4 separate regions of the Homo sapiens genome follow, and all the other regions are linked to region 1. The links are chromatin contacts, found by Hi-C or POLR2A ChIA-PET in ENCODE. All regions are on one chromosome and are shown on one strand. The core of a region is the stretch at or near the end of the contact, and the rest is flanking DNA. Distances in the headings are between cores, read along the strand shown. Region 1 has its middle 37 kb from the start of VPREB1. Region 2 overlaps YPEL1 (yippee like 1). Region 3 holds the start of LL22NC03-102D1.18 (a long non-coding RNA gene). Region 4 holds the start of ZNF280B (zinc finger protein 280B).

The links. Hi-C counts contacts between places; a loop is a spot of excess contacts on that map. ChIA-PET counts read pairs that join two places held with the same protein, here RNA polymerase II (POLR2A). Pooled maps may share reads with other maps.
Region 2: a map of mammary epithelial cell shows a loop between it and region 1 (7-fold over the local background). The contact joins two enhancer-like sites. A Hi-C loop is called at or near these places in 2 of 168 maps with a recorded cell type or tissue (K562 and mammary epithelial cell) and 3 of 50 pooled maps. POLR2A ChIA-PET finds 5 or more read pairs at or near these places in 1 of 52 experiments (BJ).
Region 3: a map of K562 shows a loop between it and region 1 (6-fold over the local background). The contact joins the promoter of LL22NC03-102D1.18 here to the enhancer-like site in region 1. A Hi-C loop is called at or near these places in 1 of 168 maps with a recorded cell type or tissue (K562) and 1 of 50 pooled maps.
Region 4: a loop to region 1 is called in a pooled map, with 8 times the contacts of the local background. The contact joins the promoter of ZNF280B here to the enhancer-like site in region 1. A Hi-C loop is called at or near these places in 4 of 37 single-sample maps with no recorded cell type and 6 of 50 pooled maps.

The regions. Positions count from the first base shown.
Region 1 is chr22:22,206,748-22,209,777 of GRCh38, forward strand. It overlaps IGL. Among named protein-coding and RNA genes, the nearest start is that of VPREB1, 37 kb to the right of the region's middle. Within about 2 kb of position 1,389, at least 2 of the 41 ENCODE cell types and tissues checked have a DNase peak (open chromatin) inside an H3K27ac peak, as active enhancers do.
Region 2 is chr22:21,706,595-21,709,624 of GRCh38, forward strand. All of the region lies in intron 2 of YPEL1 (yippee like 1), which reads right to left. Among named protein-coding and RNA genes, the nearest start is that of YPEL1, 28 kb to the right of the region's middle. Within about 2 kb of position 1,402, at least 3 of the 41 ENCODE cell types and tissues checked have a DNase peak (open chromatin) inside an H3K27ac peak, as active enhancers do.
Region 3 is chr22:22,709,814-22,712,843 of GRCh38, forward strand. LL22NC03-102D1.18 (a long non-coding RNA gene) reads right to left here and starts at 1,781. Exons shown (of 3, transcript XR_001755442.1): 1 at 1,653-1,781. It also overlaps IGL and IGLV3-21.
Region 4 is chr22:22,507,139-22,510,168 of GRCh38, forward strand. ZNF280B (zinc finger protein 280B) reads right to left here and starts at 1,604. Exons shown (of 4, transcript NM_080764.4): 1 at 1,521-1,604; 2 at 672-732. It also overlaps IGL.

The sequences.
Region 1 (3,030 bases), core at 139-2,638:
TAATGGTATTTTCTGTTTATCTTTACGGATTCAATGAAAAGACACCTTTTCTTACTGGTCTCCCAATGAAAACATAATCACTATGTCCACAGTAACAAAGATAGCCCTCGTTGTTGTCTGCTGGGATGAGAAGAGCAGCAGAAGTTTGGCAGGTATGGCCCTCATGGGCTTCACATGTCCCTACATCTGGCCCTGGCTTTGCTGATCACCCTTTGGGCTCTGAACCCACAGAGAAGTTAGGTTTCTCTTTCTTTTGAGATTGCCTCTGGAAGAGCTGCTCTGTTCCCAGGTGCAGGGCAGCCCCTCCGCAGTAAGGACCCAGCTCTCAGAGCCATGAAGGCCTCAAGCCTCCAGGTTGACTCCACATTTCTAGTGCTTGTCTCTGGTTCTTTGGTTGGAAAGATGTTGGATGAATAGAAGTTCTCTGAGACCTAGGCTTTGTGAATCCAATCCCCATTAAATCCAGGGATCTTCTTAACGAATAAAATGAATCAGGGCCCAGTGATGGTGGGGAAATGGGACGTGAGGGTTCCTCAGGCCAGTAGTATGGGGAGAACATCCAAAAAGAAAGGAGGGGTTCCACTTTTGAGAATTGTCTTTTTATATCCATCCACATATTGACGAAAATTATAAAATTAGACTAAAATACCTTAAATATATAACATGGTCAAAAGAAAAGAGGTATTACCAGGATAATATTAAATAGCAAAAGAAGTCAGAGGCGAAACAGAGCAAGAGACACTTTTTTTCTGACAGCATCATTCTTATGGGCTATAATGCCAAGGCTTGTGCAGTAGGAGCTGAAGGAATCTCACAGGCGACCCTCACGACAATAACGACAATAACAAAATAAGTCAACCTCTAAAAGAAGCCCATGTAGAATTATCCCCAGGTATGAACCACCTGGAGGCTCAGCAGAACATTAAGCCTTAGATTGGGTTCAAGATGACCACAGACTGGTGATGACCACAGGCCCCTGGGAGAAACACACTCACACGCCTGGTGATGCTGATATCTGGTAAATCATCACTGTGCATCCTGAAACACATTCTGTGATTAGCTCTTTGCAGACCATAACTAACGTGAAAGAAATAATGTCTCAGCTGTAAACACTGCAGAGAGGACCCACTCATTCTACTCCCTTAGGTCATGAGTTGAAAGATCCATTTGCAATGGTCAGGATGTCCTTCCAGAAGAGCTGGGTCTGTGTCTGAGGGGCCACCCGACTTGGGATCGGAGCCAGCAGGGGGTGCTGTTGGACTGTTCCTGAGAGGGAAGGGCTCTGGGCCAGGCCACATAGGAAAATACTGGTTCTCATACACTTGAGCAAGCAGTGTCCTCACTGAAGTATGACTTCCTGCACCTGCACCACCGAGCAGGAGCCACTTCCTGCACCTCAGGAGCCACTGAGCACTAGACTCACACTCCAATGCTTCCTATTTTATCCTCCGCCCTCATGGAGTCCTTGTCCAAGCCTGCCCTTCAAGCAGAGACAAATCACACAGCAGGAACAAATTTGCTCAAAGGAACTTGAACTACAATGTTTCCTGGGCACAGAATGAGAAACACTTGGAATTGGGGAAGTTCCCATCCTAACAACTTAGACTCAGCAAGAAGAACCCTGGAGCTTCTCCAGCATGGCCAGAATCTCAGTCCACTTCAAAATCCTCAGTCTTTAGATCAGGAGTTCTTTTAGGGATGAGGTCAAGGTTTCTGGGTGCACATTACCACTGCCTTTCAGTCCTATCGTCTGGGCATGAGGAGCTTGTTATCTCGTTCTATCCATTATTTCTAAACCTCCTTGTAGAGGGCTGGGTTAGAGAGTGCTAACTGCCATTTATACAGTCTGGACCTTTGTATAAAATTATAAACACACACACACACACACACACACACACACAAACACACATACTTATTTTGATGTTCCAGCGAAAGAGTAAAACTAAACTCAACAGAAACAGAAACAGATTTGAATAATACAAGACAATCTCATTAATGAACATAGAAGCAAAACTTTCTCAGAATATTAGCAATTAGAGTCCATTTTATATCAATGAAGGATTATCTTGAGCATCTGGGAGGATGTGGGTTGAGACATTTGCACAGTCATTGGAAGACAGTGAACATGATTTTTGAAAAAACAGCATGTTTAGAGATATCAACCAGAGGTCAGATGCTTCAATCAGAGAAAGATCCTCTGAGTTCTCAGGGCTGCTTCCCTGAAAAGCTACGGGAGAAGGAAATGGAGTGACTGGACACAATGCCAGGGGATTCATTGACCCTTTGGCTTCCCATGGGCAGCATGCATCAGCATGGTCTTACAAGGATGAAAAAGGGCATCCCTCAAAAAAGACCGACCATTTCCCCAGAAATTAATAAAGAAATATCATGGCCGGGCGTGGTGGCTCACGCCTGTAATACCAGCACTTTGGGAGGTGGGCGGATCAGGAGGTCAGGAGATCGAGACCATCTTGGCTAACACAGTGAAATCCCATCTCTACTAAAAATACAAAAAATTAGCTGGGTGCGGTGGCAGGCGCCTGCAATCCCAGCTACTCAGGAGGCTGAGGCAGGAGAATGGTGTGAACCCAGGAGGCGGAGCTTGCAGTGAGCCTAGATAGCACCATTGCAGTCCGGCCTGGGCGAAAGAGCGAGACTGTCTCAAAAAAAAAAAAAAAAAAAAAAAAATCACAGTATTTTCACCAGTGCATTTCTGTTTGAGCGAATATGTTGGGTGAAGAAATATATAATATATACTTTTCTAAATGAAATTTTTATCTCACAAAATTGTAGAATTAAATTTTTGTTTTGGATAAGAAATCAAGAAACAATCACACACATTCTTATGATCTCATGAAAACCAGGTATAGGAAAGGAAGTGACGACCCCAAAATTCATCTAAAAAGTGAAGGTTTTGGTTCAAAGATAAGAGGGTTGTCATGTTCAAGACAAAGTCACTACCATTCGTGGTATTTAAAGCTGTTGGTACAAGTGCCTATCATTGCCGATTCCCTTCAAATTTCTTGTGTA
Region 2 (3,030 bases), core at 152-2,651, 500 kb before region 1:
CAGCACTTTGAGAGGCCAGGGTGGGTGGATCACCTGAGGTCAGGAGTTCAAGACCAGGCTAGGCAACATGGCAAAACCCTGTCCCTACAAAAAATATAAAAATTAGCAGGGCATGGTGGCTGTGAGCCTGTACTCCCAGCTACTTGGGAGGCTGAGGCAGGAGAATCGCTTGAGCACGAGAGGTGGAGGTTGCAGTGAGCTGAGATTATGCCATTGTACTCCAGCCTGGGTGACAGGAGAAGCCCTGTCTAAAAATAAATAAATAAATAAATAAAAATAAAAATAGTCATAAAAGTCATAAAATACTAAGTGAGGAAAAGTTAGCTGTAAAGTGAGTGTCATTTGAGCCCTTTATTTAAAGTGAAAAATGTGTTTCTATTAAAACAAAATAAAGACAACAGATGCCAAACTACTAACAGTGACATCTCCAAGGAATGGAGCCGGACAAGGCAGGAGGAAGAAGCAAGTCTCCTCGTTTACACATACACATTATTTTAATGTGATTATGTGCAATATTATATAATTTAAAAAAAATTAAAAGGACCTGGCACAGTGCCTCATGCCTATAATCCCAGCACTTTCGGAGGCCAAAGTGGGAGGATCACTTGAGGCCAGGAGTTCGAGACCAGCCTGGACAACATGGTGAAACCCCCTCTACTAAAAATACAAAAAATTAGCCTGGTGTGGTGGCGCACACCTGTAGTCCCAGCTACTCAGAAGGCTGAGACAGAAGACTTGCTTGAACCCGGGAGACAGAGGTTGCAGTGAGTGGAGATGGCACCACTGCACTCTAGCCTGGGCGACAAAGCAAGGCTCCATCTCAAACAACAACAACAGCAACAACAAAAAACAAGAGCCCCCAGTTGTCCCTGGTAGACTTCTCACCTGAGCATGAACTAAACCTGTGTTTTAAGCTGTTGAGATCTGGGGAGGCTCTTTTTCCTCAGCATTCAGGCTTAAAAATGAGTATTCCCTTAAGTGGCATTCTGGGATTAGGAATATTATTCTATGTTCAGTTTAACTAATAATCATCTTATAGACTTTTCCCACATCCTCATCAGTCTTCAATATTCTGGACTGAATTTCCTAATTCTCACCTACTCTGAAAGTCCTTATTTTTAAATAGGGTTTGGCTCAGAGACAAGAGCAGCTCTGTGATTCAGATTCAGAGCTGTCTTATCAGAGTTGGCGCCAGCAAACTCCTCCTGTAAATTAGGGCCAGGAGATAAGTAGTTTAGGCTTTGGAGGACATATGGTCCCTGTTCTAATTACTCTGTAAACAGATGAGCACAGCTGTGATCTATTAAAACTTTGCATAAACAGGTGGTGTGGCAGATTTGGACCACAGATCAGAGTTTGCTAACTAAATGGAGCCTTCTAGTAACCAGAGCTGCCTACAGCAGCAACAGGCTCCCTCGAGCCAGGGGATTCCTTGTTAGTGACAAATACAAACTTAGAGGCTGTGAAGACAGTGCCTCTCGCCTCGCAGGTACTGGATTCTGTTCTGCGTGGCAGGTGTTCTCGATGGTCTCAATGAATCCTCATCAGAATCACCACGGAAGGGAGAAAAGCTCACTCTAGTCGTCATCTTGCCACCTCGCCCGGCCCATCACCCATGGAGGCACGAGGTCTGATCCTTCCTGGTGGCCTGTGTGCTCAGAGAGCTTAGTTCTCAGCACTTTTTTTCATCCTGAAATGCTCATTTGGCACCAAATGACTTCTGAGCAGGCTTCTGCCTTTTTTTTTTTTTTTTTTTTTTGAGACAGAGTCTTACTCTGTCACCCAGGCTGGAGTGCAGTGGTGTGATCTCAGCTCACTGCAACCTCTGCCTCCCAGGTTGAAGCAATTCTCATGTCTCAGTCTCCCAAATAGCTGGGATTACAGGTGTGTGCCACCATGCCCAGCTAATTTTTTTGTACTTTATTAATAGAGACAGTGTTTTACCATGTTGGCCATGCTGGTCTTGAACTCCTGACCTCAAGTGATCCACCCATCTTGGCCTTCCAAAGTTCTGGGATTACAGGTGTAAGCCACCAAGCCCAGCCAGGCTTCTATTCTTGATACAATTTTTTTTTTTTTTTTTTTTTTTAAGACAGAGTTTCGCTCTTGTTGCCCAGGCTGGAGTGCAATGGCGCGATCTCGACTCACTGCAACCTCCGCCTCCCAGGTTCAAACGATTCTCCTGCCTCAGCCTCCCAAGTAGCTGGGATTACAGGCATGTGCCACCACACCCGGCTAATTTTGTATTTTTTTTAGTAGAGACGGGGTTTCTCCATGTTGGTCAGGCTGGTCTGGTCTCAAACTCCTGACCTCAAGTGATCCGCCCACCTCGGTCTCCCAAAGTGCTGGGATTACAGGGGTGAGCCACCACGCCCAGCTGATACAATTTTTAAAACAGCTCATTGATGACCTCCAGGCTGTTCAACAGAAGCATCTCAAATTCCTTTTGACCATGTAGCAAGGAACACACCTGGCATGCTTCCGAAACAAAACCATGCATGGGGCCGGACATTGACCACCTCTCAGTGCTCAGGTCACCTGCTTAGGTCATGGCCAACACACAGGTGTCACGGGGCTCCACAAGGCCACAAGCTTCACTGCCCCTACCCAGGGGCCCAGAGCAGCTCCGCCTCTCATTACCTCATGTCATTTTACACACTAAGCCTACCTCAGAAAACACCGAGGAAATGGGGTGCCTGGCTCCTTCCACTTCTCACCTCACACTTCCCAGTGCACACAGGAGCCCCAGAGGCAATGAGAGAGCAGAAACTCTGCCTCGTTCAACAGTTTCTATCTCAGATGATGAACAGAAATGAGGAGCCTCTCACTATTACCTACTGAAAATACAAGCAGGTAAATGTTCTTCTCTTGAGTTAAACAGGAAACCTAAGAGATTCCTGGCTGGGCGTGGTGACTCACACCTATAATCCCAGCACTTTGGGAGGCCAAGGCAGGAGGATCGCTTGAGGCCAGGAGTACAAGACCAGCCTTGGCAACATGGTAAAACCCTGTCTCTACAAGAAAAAATAA
Region 3 (3,030 bases), core at 531-3,030, 500 kb after region 1:
CTTTGAGTCTTCTAATCAGCCAATGAGTGCAGGGAGCTGGCTGCCCTCCCAGGTCCTGACTGGCTCCATGTCCAGGTAGAGCAGCGCTCCCCACAGGCAGCTGGAGGAACTGACGAGGGGAAGCTGTTGGCATCAGGGCCTCAAAAATTTGACTCAGGATTTTCCCACGTCCCCTCCCCAAGTCCAGGCGGGTTCCAGGACACTCAGAAGAGCTCATCATTATGGGTCTAGGACTTCCCTGGTCCTGCTCTTCTTTCTTCCTTCCCCAGTGGCCTTAAGATTGTCACTCCCTGTCACAGGCCCTTCCTTTCCTTGTCAAGTGCACTCCCTGAATTCTCTGCTCCTGGGTCAGGAAAGCTCTGGAACTTCAGGGAAAGCAGTGCTGGGTGACCCAATGGGGACCCAGAAAGCTGGCCCAGGGCCAGATACACAGGCAGCAGGGTGGGTCCCTACAGTGCTGCCTGGTGGGCATCAGGTAGAGGGGAGTGACCAGGACCAACTCCCCTGAGTGTCTTCAGGGCCAGGTGAACTAGGGAGGGTCTGGGACCTGGTGTGGACCCATGCACTGACCCAGGAATAGGACAGGAAACTCCTCAGAGCAAGGACTGTGTTTTCCTCATGCTGAGCTCCTGAAAAGCAGTCTTGCCAGGATAGAGTGGGCCAGGGTGGATATATGTTGGGTGAATGAGCTTCTGTCTCTGTTTTATTGCAGGAGTCACTACGAAGGTACGCTGGCCCTGTATTTGTATCCAGAACCAGTCAAAGCCACCTGTGAGTCCTGCATCCCTCAGTACCAAGCCCCAGTCCCCCTTCAGGACCACCCACCACACAGAGAGACAGACGTGCAGGGAGCCTGAGGAAGAACCTGAAACCTCCTCTACTACATGGAGTGTTTGTATTTCCATCAGGAATCTTGAGCACCTTGTGCCGGGTCTTGAGGCAGGAAGGGGCCACACAGAGAAGAGGAGTTTCTTCCCTGAGGTCAGCAGTCCATGAACGAAGGGATCAGGGACTTGAGCAGCAGATTCTGAAGCAACACCTGGACCCAGGAGGCCCCTGAGCCTCCAGCAGCCCGCGTAGAGTGGCCACCAGGGGGCAGCAGAGAGTAACCTGGCAGAAGCACCTGGAGATGGGGTGGGCCTGGGCATCAGGGAGATGCCCACATGCAGGGAGGGTCGGTGACCATGACCTGAGATCTGGAGGGAAAGAGGTTCTTCTTTTCTTAGAGTATTTGTCCTTGACACCGATGTTTACATTCTTCTGGCTTCCTGGTTCTCAGATCTGACTCTTGGAGATGATCCTTATTTTTCTGACACACATTCAGGCACTTTGCCTCTTCCCATCGACCTGGCCCCCATCTCACTGTCACACATGCCATCCCATCCTGTAGTCAGACGTGTCCCACCTCCCTGCCTTTGCTCTGGGAGCCCCTGTCCTGCAGACACAGCCACTTCTCCTTCCCTGGCCACCCCTCAACGTCCACTGTCCCCGGTCTTTCCTGACTCTGTTCTGGGGAACCTGCCAATTCGTAGTTCTTGATTTCCTTATGAGACACACAATACTTACTCATTAATCTTTTGTTGACTTAAGTTTTTATCCATTGTTACATTTTCCCAGCAACAGAAGACAACTTAGTTATAATAAACACTTACTTCCTGGGTCTTGGAGTTTGCAGCCCCCTCTCATTTTCTCATGAAGCAAACATTTCCTTCACCTCCTGATCTGTCCCTGGTCCTGACAGCACCCTGGTGATACTGAGGCACAGCACCCATGACCTGACACTAGAACTCGCAGCCAAGGTAGAAACTTACCGCATCCCATGGATCTTCCAAAATTCTATGTGCCCTTGGCAACCAAGAATTGCATTCTCCTCTAGCACAGAGGAGCTGTGCCCTGGAATGGGGCCTGTACCTGTCCAAGGCTTGTGCCGTCCCCTGTGGGAGATGAGAAGCGTCCCTGCATTGGGCTCTTGGGGACCCGTCTTGGACATGAGTGAGAATGAAGAGGGTCCCTGCATTGGGCTCTGGCATGTGACTTTAAATGGATTTAGGCCTGTACCAGACATCTCATGTCTGACATAAAATATTTACAATCAGGACATTACTAGAGAAGCAGAAAAAAGCTAACCACCTCCCTTCTGAGCCAGGATGGAATGAAGGAGGGGACTGTGGACCCCAGATAATTCCCCTGTCACCACTGTGACTCTAACAACCTCTTAAATCACGGCCAACATCTATCCCATAGGAAGGTCTTTATATCCCCTAGAAAATACAGAGGAAGTCAGCTCTGAGCTTTTCCACGACCAACCCAGCCAAGGAGCAAGGCTGGGCACAACCTGGGTAAAGATGTGAGCCCAGACCATGGGACCAGTGGGTGAAGGAAAATCGCATGGGCTGAGGGGGTGGGTAAGCAGGGGCCAGCCCTCCTCTCTCTGTTTCCTTTGGGGCTGAGTCCTTCTCTGGAAACCACAGATCTCCTCCAGCAGCAGCCTCTGACTCTGCTGATTTGCATCATGGGCCGCTCTCTCCAGCAAGGGGATAAGAGAGGCCTGGGAGGAACCTGCTCAGTCTGGGCCTAAGGAAGCAGCACTGGTGGTGCCTCAGCCATGGCCTGGACCGTTCTCCTCCTCGGCCTCCTCTCTCACTGCACAGGTGATCCCCCCAGGGTCTCACCAACCTGCCCAGCCCAAGGGTTCTGGGTCCAGCGTGTCCTTGATTCTGAGCTCAGGAGGGCCCTTCCTGTGGTGGGCAGGATGCTCATGACCCTGCTGCAGGGTGGGAGGCTGGTGGGGCTGAACTCCCCCCAAACTGTGCTCAAAGGCTTGTGAGAGCCTGAGGGACTGCACCTGCCAGGAGAGAGTAGTGAGTTTTCAGTTCAAAGTCTCCATACAACAGGAAAGTCATGGGCCACTGGGGCTGGGGCTGATTGCAGGGGATACCCTGAGGGTTCACAGACTCTCTGGAGCTTGTCTGGGACAGCAGGGCAAGGGATTTCATAAGAAGCATCTTTCACCTGCAAGCCAACCTCTCT
Region 4 (3,030 bases), core at 354-2,853, 300 kb after region 1:
CCAGTGAGTGAGCTTAGAGGCAGATGATCCAAACCAAGTCAATTCCGCAGAGACTGACAATCCAGCCAAGGGTTTCACTGAAACCTCATGAGTGACCTTGAGCCAGAAACAGCCAGCTAAGCCACTCTTGGATTCCAGACCTTCAAAAACTATGAGGTAATAAATTTTTTTTTAAACTACTAAGTTTTGAGACAATTTGTTACACGGCAATAGATAACTAATACAATGGGTCTCACTGAGCTGTAATCACAAATTGCTGGGCACACAATTCACTATAATCTCACCTACTGGCATGCAATGACTTCAGATGACCTCCCCTGTCCTGCTGCATGCAGTTACCTCATGAAATACAGTCGCTGAGAAAGAGGGTAGGATAAAAGGAGTCAGCTTTATATAACTTAACATCCCTGATGCTCTTTTTTTTTTTTTCAAGAGATGTGGTAAAAGAATGCCACTACCACCCTCTCCTTTCTCAACAAAGCAATTTAGAGGGTTCCCGAATGACCTACATCAACAATTGGCCTGAACTAATCAAACACATCATTCAGATTCCCTCAGTAAAATATTGAATACCAAACAGCTATGTTTCAGCAAAGGAAAGGGCAGGGGAGCGAAACTGAAGGACGAAAATACAACTTTGGTCCTCATCAGGGAGACTTCTCTTTTCTTACCTCAGGTTTATTACAACGCAACTTTTAAGAACTTGAGCTATTCCAGGCAGAAGGTCACATCCTTGAGGTAACCAGAGAGAAGCATTAGTTACTTACATGTCACAAGAATATTTTCGATCCCACTGCCTGACATTGCCATTTAGGTGTTTATCAATCATCTCACACTTAACCAGATAAGTGAACTGAACTCCTTTCCCCCAGATCTGTTCCTCCAATCTACCCTACCTTAGCAAAGGAAAACGTCCCACCCGCCAACTGCCCAAATCAAAAGCCTGCAAATCACCCGAGGTCCTGGCTCTCACGGGAGGGACTCCATTAGGGTCCCAGGGGCTGCATTAAGAGTCCCGACAGCGACGCAGTAAATGAGACAAGACGCTGCGGTAGGGGAGAGAGACCCATACATTCAAATGCCTTAAGGGGTCTGGGCCTACAGGTCTCCAGAACTGGGGAGGGCCTGGGGTTACAAAGCAGTTTTCAGATTTTTAAATACATTGAGCGCCAAAAGAGACCCCGCGGGGGCGATGGGGGAGGGGAGCGCACTGGGAGCCAGGAAAGGCCCCTTCTCCAGGAGGCCCGGGCCCAGCCCGGGGGTGGGGGCGTCTGCGTGAGGGAGTGGAGGCTGATGTAAAAGTGGCGCCCGCTGAGATTAGGGAAGGGGGTGTGCGTGAGGGGATCGTGGGACCTGCTTCTGCCCTGCACTCCCCCACAGAAAGCGGCTGTATTGCAAAGGCCGCTCCGGCAGCGCACGGCCAAGCGCGGTGTCGCGACCCGCAGGGCTGCGGCTCGCCATGAAATCCCTCAAGTCTCCCCTCAGGGAACGCTGAAGCCGCGCCACGCCCCCGTCCTTACCAGTCCGGATCAGCTGCTGTTCGCGAGCTGCCGGCCACGCACCAGCCCCGGAGGCGCTCCCGGGGCACAGCCGGCGGCGACTACGCCTCCTCAGGCCCCCGGCGCCGCCGACGCGCACGCCTCCACACGCGCGCGTCCAGTGGAGACCTGCGATTGGCTGCCAGGTGCCGGCGCGAGATCGGCGCGGCTCCGAGCTAGGAGCATGCGCGCGCTCTGACGCCCCTGGTGGCGACGGCTGGACGCGGGGTTAAATTGAGAAGGAGGAGGGCAGCAGCAATACCCCTGAGGCCTTGAAAGGATCTTGGGTTCCGGATCACGGTTCCAGGCAGTCAGGGTTCCAGAGCTGAGGGGGTATCCAAGCAGTCAGGGTTCCAGAGCTGAGGAGCATCCAGGCAGTCAGGGTTCCAGAGCTGAGGGGCACCCAGGCAGTCAGGGTTCCAGAGCTGTCGCAGCCAGGGCTTGGGGTGGGGGGTAGGCTTCCAGTCCATCAGGGGATGGTTTGCCCACCAGAAGGCCAGCTGTTATAATTCTCAGGTGTGGTCCCTTTGTTGACTATCCATGCTTAAGGGATTGTGAGGAAACAACTGAACCTAACATCTGTCCTCTTCTAGTTACATCTGGGGCCAGTTGAATCCAGCCTGCCACCTGTTTTTGTACAGCTGGCAGCAAGCTAAGAACCGATTTCACGTTTTTTTAATGGCTAAAAAGAGAATATTTTGTGGCATGTGAAAATTATATGAAATTCAAAATTCAGTGTCCATAAATAAAGTTTTATTGGAACAACAAACATGCCCATTCCTTTCGGTATTATTTATGCCTGTTTTCCTGCTTCAACAGCAAAGTTGATTAATTGCCAGAGACCATGTATGAAAAGCTTAAAATATTTACTGTCTGGCCCTTTACAGAAAGTTTGCCCACTCAGTTTACTTGCAGCTTTGATTTTTTTTTTGAATTGACCAATTCTGCCAAAAGTCTATTTTAGCAATCTTTTTGGGGGGCGGGTAAATCGCTTTTGGTTTAATTAATCTATAATGTTATTTTCTTATCTATTTTATCTATTTCTTCCATTCTGTTATTTTCTTCCTTCGTGACTTCATAGGCTTGTTCTGTTACTTCTCATTACAACTTTTGGAGAAAAATGCCTACCTCGTTTGCTTGTAAACTTTTTTGTTTCTCTTGTATTTAATGCTATAAATTTACCTTTAAGTACCAGTTTAACTGTGTCTCACCAGTCCGCTTGGTAATATGTTCATTATCCTTCAATTAGATATGTCCTAATTTTGCTAGTTGTTAGAAATGCTTGTTCCCTGGTGCCGCAAAGAAATAGCACTTGAACATAAATTTAATTTTCTCAGCAAGGCCATTTTCACTTTCTGCAGAAAGGGTACACTCGCCAGCAGTTTTGCCACGAGAGTACCCCAAACAAAGGATACAGGGTTATTTATAACCTGACGCATCCACCCTACTGCTGTGTCCGGTTTCCATTGGCTGGAACAGGACCTCACATTCT